Linked DNA regions of Homo sapiens: region 2 is linked to region 1. The links are chromatin loops, found by intact Hi-C in ENCODE. Cell type or tissue: mammary epithelial cell. All regions are shown on one strand. Links, peaks and the distances in the headings refer to the core of each region. The heading gives the core; the rest is flanking DNA. Region 1 has its middle 15 kb from the start of ESX1. Region 2 has its middle 12 kb from the start of RAB9B.

Evidence for each region. Hi-C counts contacts between places; a loop is a spot of excess contacts. Peaks named below come from ENCODE experiments on the same cell type or tissue, not always from the same donor. Only the 100,000 strongest peaks of a DNase experiment are listed, where the experiment ranks them.
Region 2: it touches region 1 in a loop (31-fold over the local background); 9 of 110 quality-filtered maps call a loop at or near these places.

Annotation. Positions count from the first base shown.
Region 1 is chrX:104,265,262-104,274,581 of GRCh38, reverse strand. No RefSeq gene overlaps it. Among named protein-coding and RNA genes, the nearest start is that of ESX1, 15 kb to the right of the region's middle. RefSeq lists a silencer at 3,249-3,433. In mammary epithelial cell, for the core only: CTCF peaks have their summits at 3,467 (motif pointing right) and 4,160; a DNase peak (open chromatin) is centred at 3,451; H3K4me3 peaks cover 301 bases.
Region 2 is chrX:103,839,763-103,849,082 of GRCh38, reverse strand. No RefSeq gene overlaps it. Among named protein-coding and RNA genes, the nearest start is that of RAB9B, 12 kb to the right of the region's middle. In mammary epithelial cell, for the core only: a CTCF peak has its summit at 3,819 (motif pointing left); DNase peaks (open chromatin) are centred at 1,352, 2,492 and 3,652; H3K27ac peaks cover 2,849 bases.

The DNA.
Region 1 (9,320 bases), core at 431-8,430:
TAAATTGCTTTTTTTTTTTTTTGAGACGGATTTTCGCTCTGTCACCCAGGCTGGAGTGCAATGGCACGATCTTGGCTCACTGCAACCTCCTCCTCCAGGGTTCAAGTGATTCTCCTGCCTCAGCCTCCCAAGTAGCTGGGATTACAGGTGCCCGCCACCACACCCATATAATTTTTGTAGTTTTAGTAGGCACGGGGTTTCACCATGTTGGCCAGGCTGGTCTCGAACTCCTGACCTCAGGTGATCTGCCTGCCTCAGCCTCCCAAAGTGCTAAGATTACAGGTGTGAGCCACTGTGCTCGGCCACGCCTGGCTAATTTTTTAAAACATTTTCTTTTTAGAGACAGGGTCTTGCTATGTTGCCCAGCCTGGTCTCACTCTTGGCCTTAAGCAGTTCTTCCTCCTTGGCCTCCTAAAGTGCTGGGATTACATGCATGAGCCTCTGTGCGTGGTCATGATATAGTTCTGAACTTTAAACCAGGAACTAGAAATTTGGGGCGATGTTTTTTATTTAGTTACTTATTATTTTTTAGGATGGATATATGTATTATTCATTACAAGGGATTGGCTTATGCGATATGGGCATTGGCTAAGCAAGTCCAAAACCATAGGGCAGCAGTCAGGAAGGGGAAATAATGAGCAGTAGGGACCCCTACAGGAATAGGCAGATTCTTTTCTCTCTTCCAGGGAAACTTCAAACCTGCTTTTAAGGCCTTCCAACAAATTCAGTTAGGTTTGCCCAGATTACCCAAGGGGAATTTTCCTTACTTAAAGTCAACTGATTATGGGTTTTAAATATATCTGCAAAATGCCTCCCCAGAAACACCTAGATTAGTTTGATTGAATAACTGGGAACTATAGCCTAGCAGAGTTCCCACATCAATAAAGCCATCACATCTATGAATTTCCCAGCCTCCTGAAGAACTAACACATGGTCAGATTTGAAGCTTTCTCTAAGTTCCTCCCTGTTCATATCCTCCTGCTTCTCTTAAAGAATCACAATATTGAACCACCACATTGAATTAAAATATATATCCTCGGCTGGGGGCAGTGGCTCACACCTGTAATACCAGCACTTTTGGAGGTCTAGGCGGGTAGATGGCTTGAGCCCAAGAGTTCGAGATCAGCCTGGGCAACATAGCGAAACCGCATCCCTAGAAAAAAAATAGCTGGGCATGGTGGCACAAACCTGTAGTCCCAGCTACTTGGGAGGCTGAGGCAAAAGGATCACCTGAGCCCAGGAGGTCAAAGCTGCAGTGAGCTGTGATTGTGCCACTGCACTCTGCTTTGAGCGATAGAGTGAGACCTTGTCTCAAAAACTATCAAAAAAACCCCACCAACCAAGCAAACAAACAAACAAAAATCCTCTTGCTTTTTTCTTTTATCTTGTTTTTGAAATTTATTGAAAAGGCTAGATGTGGTGGCTCATGCCTATAATCCCAGCACTTTGGGGCCAACATGGTGAAACCCCGTTTCTACTAAAAATACAAAAAAATACAAAAAAAAATACAAAATTTAGCCAGGCACAGTGGCATGTGTCTGTAATCCCAGCTACTGGGGAGGCTGAGGTGGGAGAATCGCTTGAACGAGGGAGAATCGCTTGAACCCGGGAGGCAGAGGTTGCAGTAAGCCAAGATGATGCCATTGCACTCCAGCCTGGGCGACACAGCAAGACTCTGTCTCAAAAAAATAAAAAATAAAAAAAAAGCCAGGCATGGTGGTAATCATGCATCTGTAGTCCTAGCTACTTGGGAGGCTGAGGCAGGAGGAGGGCTTGAGCCCAGCAGTTAAAGGCCGCAGTGAGCTATGATGGCACCACTGCACTCCAGCGTGGGCAACAGAGCATGACCTGGTCTCAAAATAAAATAAAATAAAATAAAAAACTATAGAGAAACACATTAAATTTGATTGTAGTAGAGAACAAGAGCCCAGAGGAGCAAGTTCAGTTAGGTGCCACAGCGAATCTGGCTTACGAACATTCATGTCCTCAATCCCTTTCTCCAGACAAACCTTTCAAAGGGCTCCCCACCTATGTGAGTAATCGTCATTTCCCAGGTTAGGGAATCAGGAAAAGAACCACCTGGCTGTTCCCCAGTGTCATGCAGCAATTAAACTAAAACACAGGAGCCTTGGCTTCTGATTCTCAAGGGAAGATTAGGAAAAAAAAAACCCTGAGAACTCAAGAACTAAGATCTTCACATATCAAAATATTCCACTAAAAAATTACCACTTGTCTCAGCTCGAAATTCCTGAAATCCCACCTCCTCCAAAAAGCTTTCCCAGATTGATTAAAGGAAAGTGGATGATTTCTCCAGGTTCCTTGCTTTTGTCCCACCCCATAACAAATTCCCATGAGTCTACAGGAAACCTTATTTGAATGTGCGGTTTTCAAGATTAACTATTCTGACATCTGCATGTCAAAACCTGTGGTCAAAACAAAGAGACATCATATACAATGAGAAGCAAATAACATAATTTTTGTGATATTCCCACCCAAAATGCATAACCTGAAGCTAATCATAAGGAAACATCAGACAAATTCCAATTCAGGGATATTCTGCAAAATAACTGGCATATACTCTTTAAAAACATCAAGGTCATGAAAGACAAAGAAAGACTGAGGAAATATTTCAGATGAAAGGACACTTAAAGGGACACAACAACTAAATGCAATGCAATGAGCGATACTGGATTGGATCCTGTATTTATATTTTCTATGTAGGACCTTGGTGGGATAATTTGCCAATTTGAATAAAGTCTGAAGATTAGAAAATAGTATTGTATCAGTGTCAATATCCTGGTTTTAATAGTTGCATTGTGGTTCTATAAGCATATGTCTTTGTGTCTAGAAAATACACACACAAGTATTAGAGGATAAAAGAGCATCATGAATATAATTTATATTCGAATTAGAAAAATATATACATATTTATAATTACAGAGAGAATGATAAAACTAACGTGGTAAAATTTTAACTTGAAGGAATCTGAGTGAAGAGTATAATGGCAATTATTTGTGCTATCTTTGCAACTTTTCTGTAAATCTGAAATATCCCAAAATTCAAAAGTTTAAAATCCATCTTTGTCCCTCTAGTCTGTTTTAGATGGGAAATCCATACACAAATTATCTTTGGTGCTACTAGAGGTCGCTGCAGTTAGTTTAAAAACATATAATAATTTTAAATTTAAAAAAGTTCACTTTAATTTCAAAAACAGACCTATATCACATAGCATTGTGAGGAGAAAGAGGAAGAGGAAGAGATGCAGAATTCAAAATAAACCTGGTAAGATTATTTCAGGGCTGCTATACCAATCAGCTTGGGAAGCGGTGCCCTAAAGGGAAGAGTGCCATCTACACACAAGTTGCCCTGCCGGGTGCCTAGCAGCTTGCCAAGAACCAGCGTCTATTCTGAGATGTTCCTCCAGAGTGCCAACTTCCATCAAAAGCCATTGCCACAGTATTCCATTTGGCCACCTGAGGGCGTGCTAAAATTACTTTTTGTAATTCAGGGATTTTTCAGCAACTGAGGAAGGTATCTACGTGAGCGCTGAGTCCTGGGAATCTTCAGGTCACTTTGCAGATTCCTCCTGATGGGATAGAAAAGGGATGCAGTGATAGTTCCAACCTTAGCAAAACTGTGATGTCTTCAAAGTTCAGCTTCAGTGTCGGCCTGCATTGCCGGCCCCCTTTTGCCTTATTGCTGGAGTGCTTTCGATTCCCCATACACCCCTTTTTCTTCTTGGCCTCTTTCCCCTTCCTCAAATACTTTTGCCCAAAGCACTCATTTCCACTCATGTGTAAGACTGATAATGATGATAATCACCACAACAGATGTGGGAGTGTAAGAAATTGATAATGATGATAAGCATGATGGCAGAACGTGCCCCTCTCAAGGGAGATTTGAATGTTGAAAAGACTCCATGCCTTAAAGCCTCAAAGCTGATGAAGGAGACTGGGGGGATCATAGGAGCCTTTATTACTCTCCTGAAATGGCACCTTGAGTGCCTAACTCAAGTCTGGTTATCACTCAGGTGGGCAATAAAACAGGGTGGCCGGGACTGGTGAGGAATTAGCGGAGGCAGGAGGCGGGAAGCGGGAGGTGGGGGCTTTAAGTTTCAGGGCTGAAAACTGAGCTCTAGAAGGGCACTGGCTGTGAGATAGAAAGGCAGATGGAGTGAAGAACGGTCACCACTAGGGGATTTAGCAAGTCCCCAGGGTTATCACAACCTAAGAAAAAGTTGAGTAGCACAAGTAGAAAGCATAGATTGCTTACCCTGTTTTAGTCGCCATTCTTCCACCTCCTAAAAGGAGAACCTCCTTTATTTTATTTGTATTGATATATATCAGTTGTATATATTTGGGGGATGCATATGATATTTTGATACTTGTCTACAATGCGTAATCATTAAATCAAGGTAATTGGGATATCCATCACCTCAAACATATATATTTTCTTTGTGTTGGGAACATTACAATTCTTCTCTTCCAGCTGTTTTGAAGTATGCAATATATTTTGCACACCATAATTTCCCTACTGGACTATCAAATACTAGAACTTATTCATTCTATCTAATTGTATTTTTGTACCCATTAACCAACTTATCTTCTTCCCTCCTTCTTCCCTTCCCAGTCTCTGATAACCACCATTCTCTGTAGGAATCTCCTGTATTATAAAGCAGACAGCTCCCTTGGTAGAGCAATCTTGGGGGTTATGACTCCTGGAGAAATGGGGATGTCATGAGATTAAAGTCTATCAAAGGGAACATTCATCCCCTAGAAGAACGTTCTTTTAAAACATCTGGTATCACCATATATTTTAAGAGAAATGGACTATCGATACAGATCCAAAGTCACCAATTTAAAAAATTTTAGATGTAAACTATTTATCCATTCACTAAGTGTAGACCTGGATTTTAGACACCTTTTGTTTTGTTTTGTTTTGTTTTGAGATGAAGTCTCGCGCTGTGGCCCAGGCTGGAGTGCAGTGGCATGATCTTGGCTCACTGCAACCTCCGCCTCCCGGGTTCAAACAATTCTCCTGCCTTAGCCTCCTGAGTAGCTGGGAATACAGGTGTGCACTACTGCACCTGGCTAATTTTTGTATTTTTAGTAGAGACGACGTTTCACTATGTTGGCCTGGCTGGTCTCAAACTCCAGACCATGGGTGATCTGCCCCCCTCAGCCTCCCAAAGTGTTAGGATTACAGGCTTGAGCCACCGTGCCCGGTCTAGACACCTTTTAAGAAGTTCAAGTTAGGTCAATCCGTTTTACTCCAATTGTCTCTGTGAATGAACTTCAGGAATTATCCATCAAATCCTAAGCCCCAGGCTGGTCTTACCTTTCCCCCAGCTCCCACCATCCAACCTCGACTGAGATGCCACTCAGCCTGGAACTGCTGAGATCCCCCTCCAGTGAGGCAAACCAATGTATTTGTTCATGCAAAATAGCGAGGCTGTCTGGTGAAATGTCTTAGACTACAAACACTTGGAGGACAGGAAGTGTGCCTCTTTCATTAAGAAGCCTGTACCTTGTTGTCATTGGATTTCCTGCACTTTGCACATTTCTGGTACTGTGTATTTTGAATTAGTACATGATTATTTAACTCCTAGTTCAAATCACTTTTCTTAAAATACAGGAAGACAAATAGCTAAAACATTGCCCAAGTCAACCACTGGGATTGTACCTGCTTCTGTACTAAAATTTTCCATATTATACACGTTATACCTTAGCTAATTTTTATATACTTATTAGAGATAGGGTTTCACCATGTTGTCCAAGCTGGTCTCGAACTCCTGACCTCGGGTGATCCACCTGCCTTGGCTTCCCAAAGTGCTGGGATTAGAGGCACGAGCCATGGCGCCCAGCTGCCCAGAGAACACATTTTAGAAGCCCCAAGGGCCAGGTGTGGTGGCTTATGCCTATAATCCCAGCACTTAGGGAAGCTGAGGCTGGAGGATCACTTGAGGCCAGGAGTTTGAGACCAGCCTGAGCAACAGAGTGAGATCCCGTGTCTACAAAAAGTAATTTAAAAATTAGGCAGATGTTGTAGTGCACACCTGTAGTCCTAGCTACTTAAGAGGCTGAGGATCGCTTGAGGCCAGGAAGCTAAGGCTGCAATGAGCTGTATTCATGCAACTGCACTCCAGCCCCAAGTCTGTAATTCACCCTCCCTATGACAAACAATCCACAGGCCTCATCTCATGTCTCCTCCTAAGCAGGACCTTGTACCCAACTCATTGGAATACAGTAGTAGTTCCCAAATCTTGCCTCTTTGAGTAAATAAGAGCACAGACAAAATGAGTTACAGTTTTTATTTCCACCCTGCCTCCCCTCAAACCACCACCACCCTCAAAAGTATAAATAGAACTCTGATTCAGGCATTTCCAGTTGTTCTTGCCAGAAATGAAAACTAGCTCTACCTGTCCACATAGCATATGCCAGGTAAATACCTCAGCAGTAGATTTTAAAAGCAGCACATAGACATTTTGAGTTCATTGTCTGTATGACTTCTTCACGTTCATTTGCATCAGCTATTGTATAATTACTGCCCATGCCTCAAGAAACCAGGTTACAAATCCCTTTCTACTCACACCTCCACCTATGAGCTAAGTAATGCAAACAGTAGTCCTTTTAAAATTATTGAGGGCCTGGAAGTCCTTTCCATTTATTTTTATTTTTATTTATTTTTTTTTTTTAGGCAGGGTCGCCTCTGTTGCCTGGCTGGAGTACAGTGGCACAATCACAGCTCATTGCAGCCTCAACCTCACAGACTCAAGGAATCTTCCCACCTCATCCTCCCCAGTAGCTAGGGTCACAGGTGGGTGACCCTACACCCGGCTAATTTTTGTAGTTTTTTGGTAGAGATGGGGTTTTGCCATGTTGCCCTGGCTGGTCTTTAACTCCTGATCTCAAGCAATTCTCCAGGCTAGGCCTTCCAAAGTGCTGGGACTTCCAAAGTGCATGAGCCAACACAACCAGCCAATTTCCACCTTTGAGTACCAAAGTTATCCAGTTTTCATTGAAATGATACAAAGGGCACAGGTGTGTGAGTATAGATATCAATATGTAGAACACTGATTTTCCTCTTTGCTTCTGACTGTATCTCCAACCATCTATTAGATATAACAGACATCTGGAAGGCCCATCAGCCCCCAAACTAAAAACATCCACAATTGAATTCACCCTCTTTCCCTAAAACTTGGTCCTTCCCATATTCCTCTCAGTAAATGGTGTCATGTTCTGGCTCAAGCCAAATACTAAGGAATCATCTTTGACACTTTCCTCTTCCTCAATTCTCACATTCAGTCCATCAGCAAGCCCTATTATTTCCACCTCAAAAATAAACACCCAAAAATAAACCTCAAAGCCAGTTTCTTCTCTCCACCTCTGTCATCTGGTCCAAGCCATCATCACCTCTCACCTAGCTGACTGCAACAGCCTTCTAATTCATCTCCTTGCCTCTACAGGTTCCTTCTTCAAGAATTCTTTCTCGGGCCAGGTACGGTGGCTCATGCCTCTAATTCCAGAACTTTGGGAGGCCAAGGCAGGCAGATTACTTGAGGTCAGAAGTTTGAGACCAGCCTGGCCAACATGATGAAACCCAGTCTCTACTAAAAAAAAAAAAATACAAAAAACGTTAGCAGGGCATGGCGGCAGGCACCTATAATCCCAGCTACTCAGGATGCTGATGCAGGAGAAATTGCTTGAACCCTGGAGATGAAGGCTACAGTGAGCAGAGATCGAGCCACTGCACTCCAGCCTGGGTGACAGAGCGAGACTCTGTCTCAAAAAAAAAAAAAGATATGCAGATTGCAAATAAACAGATGAAAAGATATGCAACATCATCAGCCATTAGGAAAATCCAAATTTTCTTAGATATCCACAAGGTATCACTACACACCTATCAGAATGGCTTAAAATAAAAAACAGTGAAACATCAAATGTTGGCGATGATGCAAAGAAACTCTATCAGTCATCTTGAAAGGAGCATAAAATGGTACAGACACCCCAGGAAACTGTTTGGCAGTTTATTAAAAGAACTAACCAAGCTATTACCATACAACCCAGAAATCACACACTTGGGAATTTATACCAAAGAAATGAAACTAATGTGCACACAAAAACCTGTACACAAATGCTGATAACAACTTTATTCACAATAACCAAAAACTAGAAACAACCTAAATTCCATAACAGGTGAATGGGTTAATAAAACCACTCAGGAATAAAAAGGAAAGAACTGTTGATACAAGCAACAACTTGAAATGAATCTCAAGGAAATTATGCTGAGTGAGGGGGAAAAAAGCCAGTCTCAAATGTTATCTGCATGATCCCATTCATATAACATTCTTGAAGTGATAAAATGATAGAGATGGACACTAGATCAGTTGAACCAGGAATTAGAGCACCATGGAGGGGTAGTTTCAAAGAAACCAGGGGTTTCTTTAGAGTGATGGAACAGTTCTGTATGCTGATTGTCATGATGGTAACAGGGGTCTATACATGTGATAAAATTTCACAGAATTACACACACACACACACACACACACGCACATACACACACAGAAATCCAATTAAGTTCTGTATTTTACAAAAACTAGCTGTGCGTGGTGGCGGGCACCTGTAATCCTAGCTACTCCGGAGGCTGAGGCACGAGAATCTCTTGAACCCAGGAGGCAGAGGTTGCAGTGAGCCCAGATCATCGTGCCACTGCACTCCAGCTTGGGCGACAGAGTGAGAATCCGTTTTTTGCTTGTTTGTTTTTTGTTTTTAAAGCCAAAGGGATTACAGCATTGAGGACTGGCAGTCTTGAGGGCTAATATATATATATATATTTTATATATCTAATATATATTATATATCTAATATATATATAAAAATATATATGTATATGTATATATATTTTTACATATATAAATTTATATATATTTTACATATATAAATATATATATTACATATATAAATTTATATATATTATATATTTTTTACATATATAAATTTATATATATATAAATTGAGACAGAGTCTCACTCTGTCACCCAGGATGGAGTGCAGTGGCGCAATCTGGGCTCACTGCAACCTCTGCCTCCTAGGATCAAGTGATTCTCATGCATCAGCCTCCAGAGTAGCTGGGACTACAGGCATGAGCCTCCACGCCCAGCTAATTTTTGTATTTTTCAGTAGAGATGAGGTTTCACCATGCTGGCCAGGCTGGTCTCGAACTACTGACCTCAAGTGATCTGCCTGCCTCAGCCTCTCAACTTGCTGGGATTACAGGTATGAGCCACCAGGCCCAGAGACAATGGGGCCTTGAAACATATG
Region 2 (9,320 bases), core at 682-8,681, 430 kb after region 1:
TAGCTGGGAGCAGGGAGTAGGAATGTTTGGCTCCTCTTGGTCTCTGTAATGAGAGGCAGGGCCTTTTCTTCCATCAAGATGTATGCAATGGGCTGGGTGTGGTGGCTCACGCTTGTAATTCCAGCACTTTGGGAGGCTGAGGCGGGCGGATCACCTGAGGCCGGGAATTTAAGACCAACCTGACCAACATGGAGAAACCCTGTCTCTACTAAAAATACAAAATTAACCAGGCGTGGTGGCGCATGCCTGTAATCCCAGCTACTCGGAAGGCTGAGTGAGGCAGGAGAATTGCTTGAAGCCAGGAGGTGGAGGTTGCAGTGAGCCGAGATCATGCCATTGTACTCCAGCCTGGGCAACAAGAGCAAAATCCGTCTCAAAAAAAAAAAATGCAATGGACAAGTCCTCCAAATTGGAAAGGGGTTCATATACTATGCAACCATAAAAAAAAGGCAGATATTTAACACAAGACAACACTGTGAAAACTTGATCAAGTTGTTGAAGAGAAGAGTCCTTAGGCTAGGTGGCCATTTTGAGAACAGTAAATATTAGTATTTTGAGATCAGTGGACCAATAATTGATATGAATTTAACGCTCAAACTCTCTGAGACTCGAGAGGTTAGGATGACTTGCTGAAGGTCACTTACTAGAAAGTGGCAGACTAGGATTAGCCAGACTCTATGGAGGAAGGAGGATTTCAGTTGGGCCTCAAAGTAAAAGGAAAATTGAAAACGGCAGAGAAGAATATGGGATTGGGGTGAGGAGGGAAACCCAGGGTTGGGGCACCTTATGAGTACAAGAATGAGTTAGGACTAATAAGGTGTGTTTAGGAAAAATTGAATAGCTCAGTTTAGCTTGACTGGAATATTTGTACAGTGAAGAAGCAGGGGAAGATAAAAAATAGACAAGAGCCAGATCCTAGAGGGCCTTGGATGAATATTTTGGGAAGAATAAACTGGTCAGAGTGTATCAGATTGCTTGGATCTGGATGCAGGGATACCACCAGAGTGGGGAAAAAAAAAAAAAGGAAACAAATCCATATAGTGTATTGAAGCCAAAGCTCTAGAGTCAGAAGGTTCTTGGGCATGTTACTTAAACTCTCTTAGCCTCATATTTGCAAATCTGTAAGATAGGGTTAATAGTAATATCTACCTCATAAGGTTGTGGTGAGAATTAAGGATGTGAAGGCTAATGAGTGTATTAGTCAGGGTGATTGCAAAAAACAGATGGCACATTTGTATGAGACAATTTAGGAAAATTTAATAAAAGTAATAAAAGGACTATTATGAAAGATGTGGGTAGGGTATAGGAAAATCACAAGGGATAGCAGAGGACCCCAGATGAATAATGGTGAGGTTATTACTACTCCCAGTCCTGTAGGAGGGAGAAGAGGAAGTGGGCAAAGTTAGTTGATGGGAGGTGGAGATATTGAGAGAGTCATCTATTAAGTATTGTGAATTTAGCCATCCCACAGAGACGCTGCAGAGAGTGAGCTGAGTGAATAAACACCCTGACCTCATTCGCCTTCCTCTCACAGATCTCCTGCCAGGACTTCTCAAAGGTGGAACCCAACAGAAAGCCAGGCTATAAGAAAGACCCTCCAAAAGCCAGAGAAGGGGGTCTGAGCCATAGTCACAGCTGCTTTAACCCACATCCATTCACCTAAAAATCACCCACACTGAACCATATTTCCTCAGTGTCAAAAAACTGTATTTCGCAACTATTATTCCCCAGAATATTTTCGCAACTCCTCTGGGGAAAAAAAAAAAAAAAACATATCCATTAGGATCATGTCACTCCAATTTCTTCTTGCAGCCCCTGGCAACCACCAATCTAGTTTTTGTCTCCATATAATTACCTATTTTGGACATTTCACATAAATAGAATTATTTCGTGACTGGCTTCTTTTACTTAGCTTAGTGTTTTCAAAGTTGATCCATGTTGTAGCATGTATCAGTATTTCATTCTTCTTCTGGCTGAATAATATTCTGTTGTATGGATACACAGTAGATAGACTTCACTTATCTGGAGGGGATATGTTCCAAGCCTCCCAGTGGATGCCTGAAACCTCAACAGTACTGAACTCAACTGCCATCAGTCAGAACATGTTTCTATTGATGTCTTCCACCTACAAATTTAATGACTTTTCCACCTTAGCTAAGCACTTAACAGGCACTGTGGCCATAACTTTTGCAGTTTGAGGTGTGACAGGAAAACTAGCACAAATTTATTTTTCCTTCTTCACAATTTCACAGATAGAAGATTCATTCCTACCGTAGATCTTAGCAATCTCAGCATACAATTTTTTTTCTTTCTGTATTAAGTCAAGAACTTTTACCTTTTAAGTGAAAAGAGGCACTTGATGGCTTCTCTTTAGCATATCTGAATCAGCATCACTACTCTTGCATTTTGGAGCCTTTATTAAGTAAAATAAGGATGACTTGAACATAAGCACTGTGATGCCTGAGATGACTAAGTGACTAGCAGGCAGGTAACATATAGTGTGGAGATGCTAGACAAAGGAATCATTCATGTCCCAGGCAGGACAGAGTGGGATGATGCCAGATTTCATCACACTCAGAATGGTATGCAATTTAAAGCATATGAATTGCTTATTTCTAGAATTTTCCATTTAATATTTTCAGACTGAAGTTTATCACAGATAACTGCAGCCACAGAAAGCAAGACCACAGATAAGGGGGCACTGCTTACCACATTTTGTTTATCCATTCACCAATTGATAGACATGTTGTTTTCATCTTTTGGGTATTGCCGCTATTTATCTCCATGTACAACTCTTTTGTGTGTACAGGTTTTCATTTCTCTTGGCTGTGTAACAAGGAACGGAATTGCTGGGTCACATTTTGAGAAATTGCCAAACTGTTTTCCAAAACAGTTGCTCCATTTACAATTCCATCAGCAGTTATGAAGGTTCTCATTTCTTCACATCGGTGTCAGCACTTGTTATTGTCTGTATCTTAGCCATCCTAAATAGCCATCCTTAACCATGAGGAGTGAGGTGGTATCTCATTATTGTTTGATTTACATTTCTCTGTTGACTAATGATGTTGAACATCTTTTTATATGCTTATTAGCTTTTGTATACTTTGGAGAAATGTCTATTCAGATCTTTTAACAATTTTTAATTGGGTCAGTCTTCTTTTTATTGTTCAGTTACAAGAATTATTTATATATTTTGTATACAAGTCCTTTATGAGATCAATGATTCACAAACATTTTCTCCTATTCTGGAGACTGTCTCTTTTCTTGATGATGTACCTTGAAACACAAAAGCCTTATATTTTGATGTCTCATTTTTCTGTTTTTTCTTTTGTTGCTTGTGCTTTTTTGTGTTATGTCTAAAAAACTATTTCTTAATCCAAGATCACAAACATTTACTCCTATGGGTTTTTTTTTTCTAAGGGTTTTAAAGTTTCAGCTCTTACATTTAGGTCTATGACTCATCTGAGTTAATTTTTATTATGTGGTGTGAAAAAAAGATTCCCCAACTAGTGGCTGCAAGCCAGCTTGCCCTATCTCTCAGGTTCAGGACTTTTCTTCCTGGTAGCCAGCCAGCTTTTTTTCCTGGTAGATTCCTATTGCACACAATTGGCTTTTTCTCATTACTAACACTAAATCTCTTTTTCATAACTTACATTGTCAAAATATTACTCAACTAAAACCTGATGACCTTGGGTTTTTCGTTTTGTTTTGTTTTCAGAGGAATGAAAGAAAAAATCCCTGAAGCTGATTGCGGCTGCAGTACATCCTTCCAACTTGGAGGAGAAATGGTAATAAAACAGCTTACTGCTGCCACCTGCCGTCAAGCATGGTTCAGACAATAACTGTCGCCCCAGAAGTTAGTGGCCAGGCTTAGCAAACTTAAACACTTTGGGAATAGGGTAAGCAGTAGGAGTGAGTAAAAGGTGCTGGTTAGGAACTATGTTGAATTGGCTAGCACCAGCCCAAATAAAGTAGGCAATAGCGCCTTACCTCCAAAGGATTATCACAGCAAGGGAACACTGGTCCAGTAAGAAGAGATCTTGAGGTGTTTTGTTTTTGTTTTTGTTTTCTTTTTTCAAGATAATTCAGAAGTCTACATTTTCAAAAAATGAGCTTTCCCAATTTTTAACTGACAATTTAAACAATGTAAGGGTCATGAGACCAAGCAAAGCAAGTCTCTAGGATAACAGTTTCCAACATCTCTTTCTTCTGAAACAGTCCCAAGGACTGTTTTAATAAATATGGGAGTCAAAATTAGAAGCTACTTGCTCTGATGAAGTTGAAGTGACATTAGTGGTGGCCCAGCATCTTCAGGCTGTCTGACTTATTCTGCAATCTGAAGACCTGGGCTTCTTTTGGGGTAGGGACCAAGTCTTCTTCACCTTTGTATCCCCATCAGTGAGTGTATTTCCCAGGGGAAGCAGATGCTCAGTCAACACAAGATAGATGAACAGGTTTGTGCTTTGGCCCTGCCACAGTACAGCTATATGACCTTGGGTGAATCAGTTAGCTTCTCTGAGTGCCCATTTCATCATCTATAAAATGTGAGTTATGAGGCTCTTTTTTGGTGAAAGTGGTCTTTTATCAAAGGTGACTGGATAATGGAATGTTTACATTCTCCAAGAAGAGATTCTTGAGTATACACTGGGTTAACTGCAGCTGAGAGGTCCTCAGATTTCAAGAAACCAAATGCCATGCTAAAAAGAACCCTTATGAAAATCAGCCTCAGAATAATTTAACACAGACTGAAAGTCGAAGTGCTTCAACTTGAACATAAATGAGGGTAAATTGGATGATTAAGGCTAAGTCCACAACTTTGCCTTCATTCACTACTCAAAACCTTCTGCCTAATTAATTTTATAAAATGTGAACATTTTAGTCTTTAAAATGCCATAAATTGTGGCAATTGTGAAGGGCAAGTGTCAAGATGGAAAGATGAGTGAGTTGCAAACCAGATGCAATGTCCCCCAAAACTACCTGATCATAATACACTCACGTTGCTGTGGGGCCTTGTTAAAATACAAATTCCCAGGCACCACACATCAAGATTATGATTTAGTAGGTCAGGTGGATAGAATTTGTTTTATCCGTATTTCACAAGGCCCCCAGGTGATTCATATGATCAGGCAAATTTGGAGAACTCTGAAGAGGACTTGATTTCTCATCTTGAGTCTAGGCTAGTAACATAAATTTGTAGAAGTTCTCTGCCTGTGATAAAATGAGAATCTGAATTACCAGATTTAGCTTTGATTATCAGGTTTTAAGGTTCCTTTAAGATCTAAAAATCTATATACTGGCCGGGTGTGGCGGCTCACACCTGTAATCCCAGCACTTTGGGAGGCCGAGGCGGACGGATCACAAGGTCAGGCGATTGAGACTATCCTGGCCAACACTGTGAAACCCTGTCTCTACTAAAAATACAAAAATTAACCGGGTGTGGTGGCGCGCACCTGTGGTCACAGCCACTCCAGAATAGTAGGCAGGCCAATCGCTTAAACCTGGGAGGCAGAGGTTGCAGTGAGCTGAGATCACGCCACTGCACTCCAGCCTGGTGATAGAGCAAAACTCCGTCTCAAAAAAAAAAAAAAAAAAAAAACAACAACAAAAAAAAAAACTATATACTGTGTTCATAAATCATATATCTGAAAAAAGACTAGCATACTCATTCCCTCCTTTTATTCCTACTGTTTCAGAAGTCTCACATCTCTAAAAAAGGAAAAACCATTTTGACCAGTCTCATATTCTTGAAGGCCTCTATTTAGACTTTTAATGTTTTTTCAGAAAGATTGTACATTCAGAAAGTCTAGTCCTAATTCCTGACATAAACTGACAAGATTAAAGAAAATGAAATTTATTAGACAACTTTAAACTTGTGTCTTATTACTAAACCATAGACAATAAAGAATATTACTGGTTACATTTTAAATTTTTTGTTTTGTAAATATATTATATTACATTATGTGGAAATTTTGGTGGTGATAGAAGTGTCAGTATGTTAAGTATAAACATTTTAAACATCTCACAATGTTTAGATCCTGTTTTGACATGTCTTTATTATTTTCTTTTAATATACCACAAGCCTGGAAAATGACAGTGATGGGCTAGGCATCTTTGGAACTCCAAGAGTCTCTGTCTCTAATTAGATACTGGAAACTTTCTTCCTCTTATCCAAAACTAATTGTTTCACTCATGCTCTTATCCCATTACTTCTAGAACCCTTATCCAAGATTTATTGCAGTGTCTCCTTCTTTAGGATCTCACCTGTATAACTGTTTCTTCTTGATCTTGTTAAGCAATCCTCTTTCTCCTCCAGTCCCCTAACTGGGGTTTTCCCAAGGATTCAGTTATAGCCAGTGCTCACAAACTCAGGTTCTCACAGGGGCCAGGCAGTAGACAAAAATGACGCAGCATCTGCTGGTGGTTTCTACTCATATGTCCCACCGTCATTTAATATGTCTACAAAGAAACTCAGCAACTTCTTTTGAAGCAGTTCTCCCTCCACTCCTGCTTTATAAATTTTTTTGTCAATGACATAATAATTCTCCTAATTCATCAATCTAGGATGACTGAAGTGTCCTGACAGAATAGTCAGAAAAAGGTTGTGCTAGTGACATCAACATAATAGTGATACTACCACAGATCTAGTCAGGATCCAGGATGAGGCAGGAAACGACCATCATAGTAATGGGCAATATCAGGTCCGCGTAAGTCATGGCAGCAGAGCAAGACTAGGTAGGATTTAGGTACATTATATAATACTAAAAAGGTGCCCCAAAGCCAGTCTCAAGCCGGTCTGTTCATAGCACCAAGAAAAGTTCTAAAGAAATAGTTGCCTCAACTAAGTTATCCAGTTACATTTCAATTAGGGCAGTTCAGGACTGCTGGCTGGCCTAAATCCCAGAGAAGGACCCTTCAGTGAGTGATTCTTAACCTTTTCTGGTCATGAACCCCTTTGAGAATCTGATGAAAGCTGTAGAATTTTTCCCTAGAAAAATGTAGAGATCCACACATTCATAAATTATTATTTAGAATTTTAGAGGTTTTATGAACCACTTGATCCTATTCATAGACCCTAGTCCAAAAACCTCTGCCACAGGCCTTAAAAGACCTTGGCTAAATAGAGCAATGCTGAATCTCCTTAGGAGTGGGGAAGGTCGAGGAAGGAATACTCTTTGCTTAGATGACTGAGCTTACCATCAGAAGTTCCTATGTCTTCCATGTTCTCTCTCGATAGATTCTGTTAATCTGGACTGCCAAAATATATTAAAGGAAGCCCTCATGCCTGGTGTTTTTAAGTTTTCTGTATCAAAAATATTATTAATTGACCATAAAGCTTATGATTTATGTATGAACTCTCAATTCTACTTCATTTGGTCTATATGTCTGTTGTTATGTCAGTACCATGCTATCTTGATTACTGTAGCTTTGTAGTATGCCTTGAAATCAAGAAGTATGAGTCCTACAATTTTGTTTTTCTTTCTTAAGAGTGATTTAACTAATTTGGTCCCTTGTATTTCCATATAAATTTTAGCATCAGCTTGTCAATTTCTGTAAAAAAAAAAAGGCAGATGTGATTTTCATAGGGAATGTGTACAATCTGTAGATTAGTTAGGGGAATATTACCATCTTAGCAATTTTAAATCTCCCAGTCCATAAACATGGGGTGTCTTTCCATTTATTTAGGTCTTCTCTAATTTCTTTCAATGATGTGGTTTTGCTTTCTGTGTACACATCTTGAACTTCTGTTAAATTTATTTTTAAGTGTTTCATTCCTTTTGATGCTATTATAAATGGAATTGTTTTCTTAATTTTCCTTTTAGATTGTTCATTGCTAATCTATGGAAACATTATTTATTTTTATATATTGGCTTTTACTCTGAAAACTTTCTGAACTCACTTATATTTAATCGTTTTTTAAATAAATGTTATTGCTTATATTTGAGGTATAAAACATGATGTTATGGGATATGTATAGATAGAAAAGCAGTTACTATAGTGAAGCAAATTAACGTACCTATTATCTTACATAGTTACTCTTATGCGTGTGTGACAAGAGCAGCTAAAATCTATTTAATAAAAATCTCTAATACAATACAATTTTATTAACTATAGTCTTTACGGTGTACATTCACTCTCTAGAGTTGTTCATCCTACATGTCTGCTACTTTGTATCCTTTGAATTAAAACTCCCCACCCCTGGTAACCACTGTTTTATTCTCTATCTCTATATATTTGACCTTTTTTTAAAAAGATTTCACATATAAGTGAGATCATGCAATATTTTTCTTTCTATGTCTGGCTTCTTTCACTTAGCATAATGTACTCCAGTACCATCCATATTGTGGCAAATGGCAGTCTCCTTTTTATGGCTAAATAGTACTCCACTGTGTATATGTACCACATTTTCTTTATTCATTTACCTATTGATGGACAGTTAGGTTGATTCCATATCTTGACTATTACAAATGATGCTACAATGAACAAGGGAGGGCAGATATCTTTCTAATGTGGTGATTTCATCTCCCTTGAGTTTATAATTCGGAGTAGGTTTGCTAGGTTATATGGTAGTTCTGTTTTAAATTTTTTTAGGACTCTCCATACTGATTCTTATAATGGTTGCACCAACCTATATTCTCACCAACAGTATACAAGGGTTCTCCTTTCTTCACACTCTCACCAAGATTTGTTATCTCTTGTCTTTTTTATTATAGCAATCCTAGTGAGTATGAGGTGATATCTCATAGTGGTTTGGATTTGCAGTTCCCTGATGATTAGTGAGGTTGAGCAATTTTTCATATTTGATGGCCATTTTTATGTTTTCTTATGAGAAATGTCTATTCTTCTTTAGAGAAATGACTGTTCAGGTTCTTTGCAAGCTTTAGTAGTTTTTTAATAGATTCCTTAGGATTTTCTATATTTATGAACATGTAATCTTTAAATAAAAATAGTTTTACTTCTTCCTTTCGATCTGGATACTTTTTGCTTCATCTTCTTGCCTAATGGCCCTGGCTACAACCTCCAATACAATGTTAAATTGGAGACGAGAATGGGCATCCTTGTCTTGTTCCTGATCTCAGATGAAAAGCATCTAGTCTTTTATCCTTAAATGTGATGCTCACAGTGGGTTTTTCATTTATGTCCTTTATAAGATTGAGGAATTTCTTTTATGCTTCTAGTTTGTTGATTTTTTTTTTATCAAGGAAAGGGTGTTGGATTTTGTCACCTACTTTTTCTGTGTCTACCGAAATGATTAATGCCACCTATAGACATCTCACTCCTCAGATTTTCCTTCTATGTTTTTATGTCAATTTCTTGTTTTC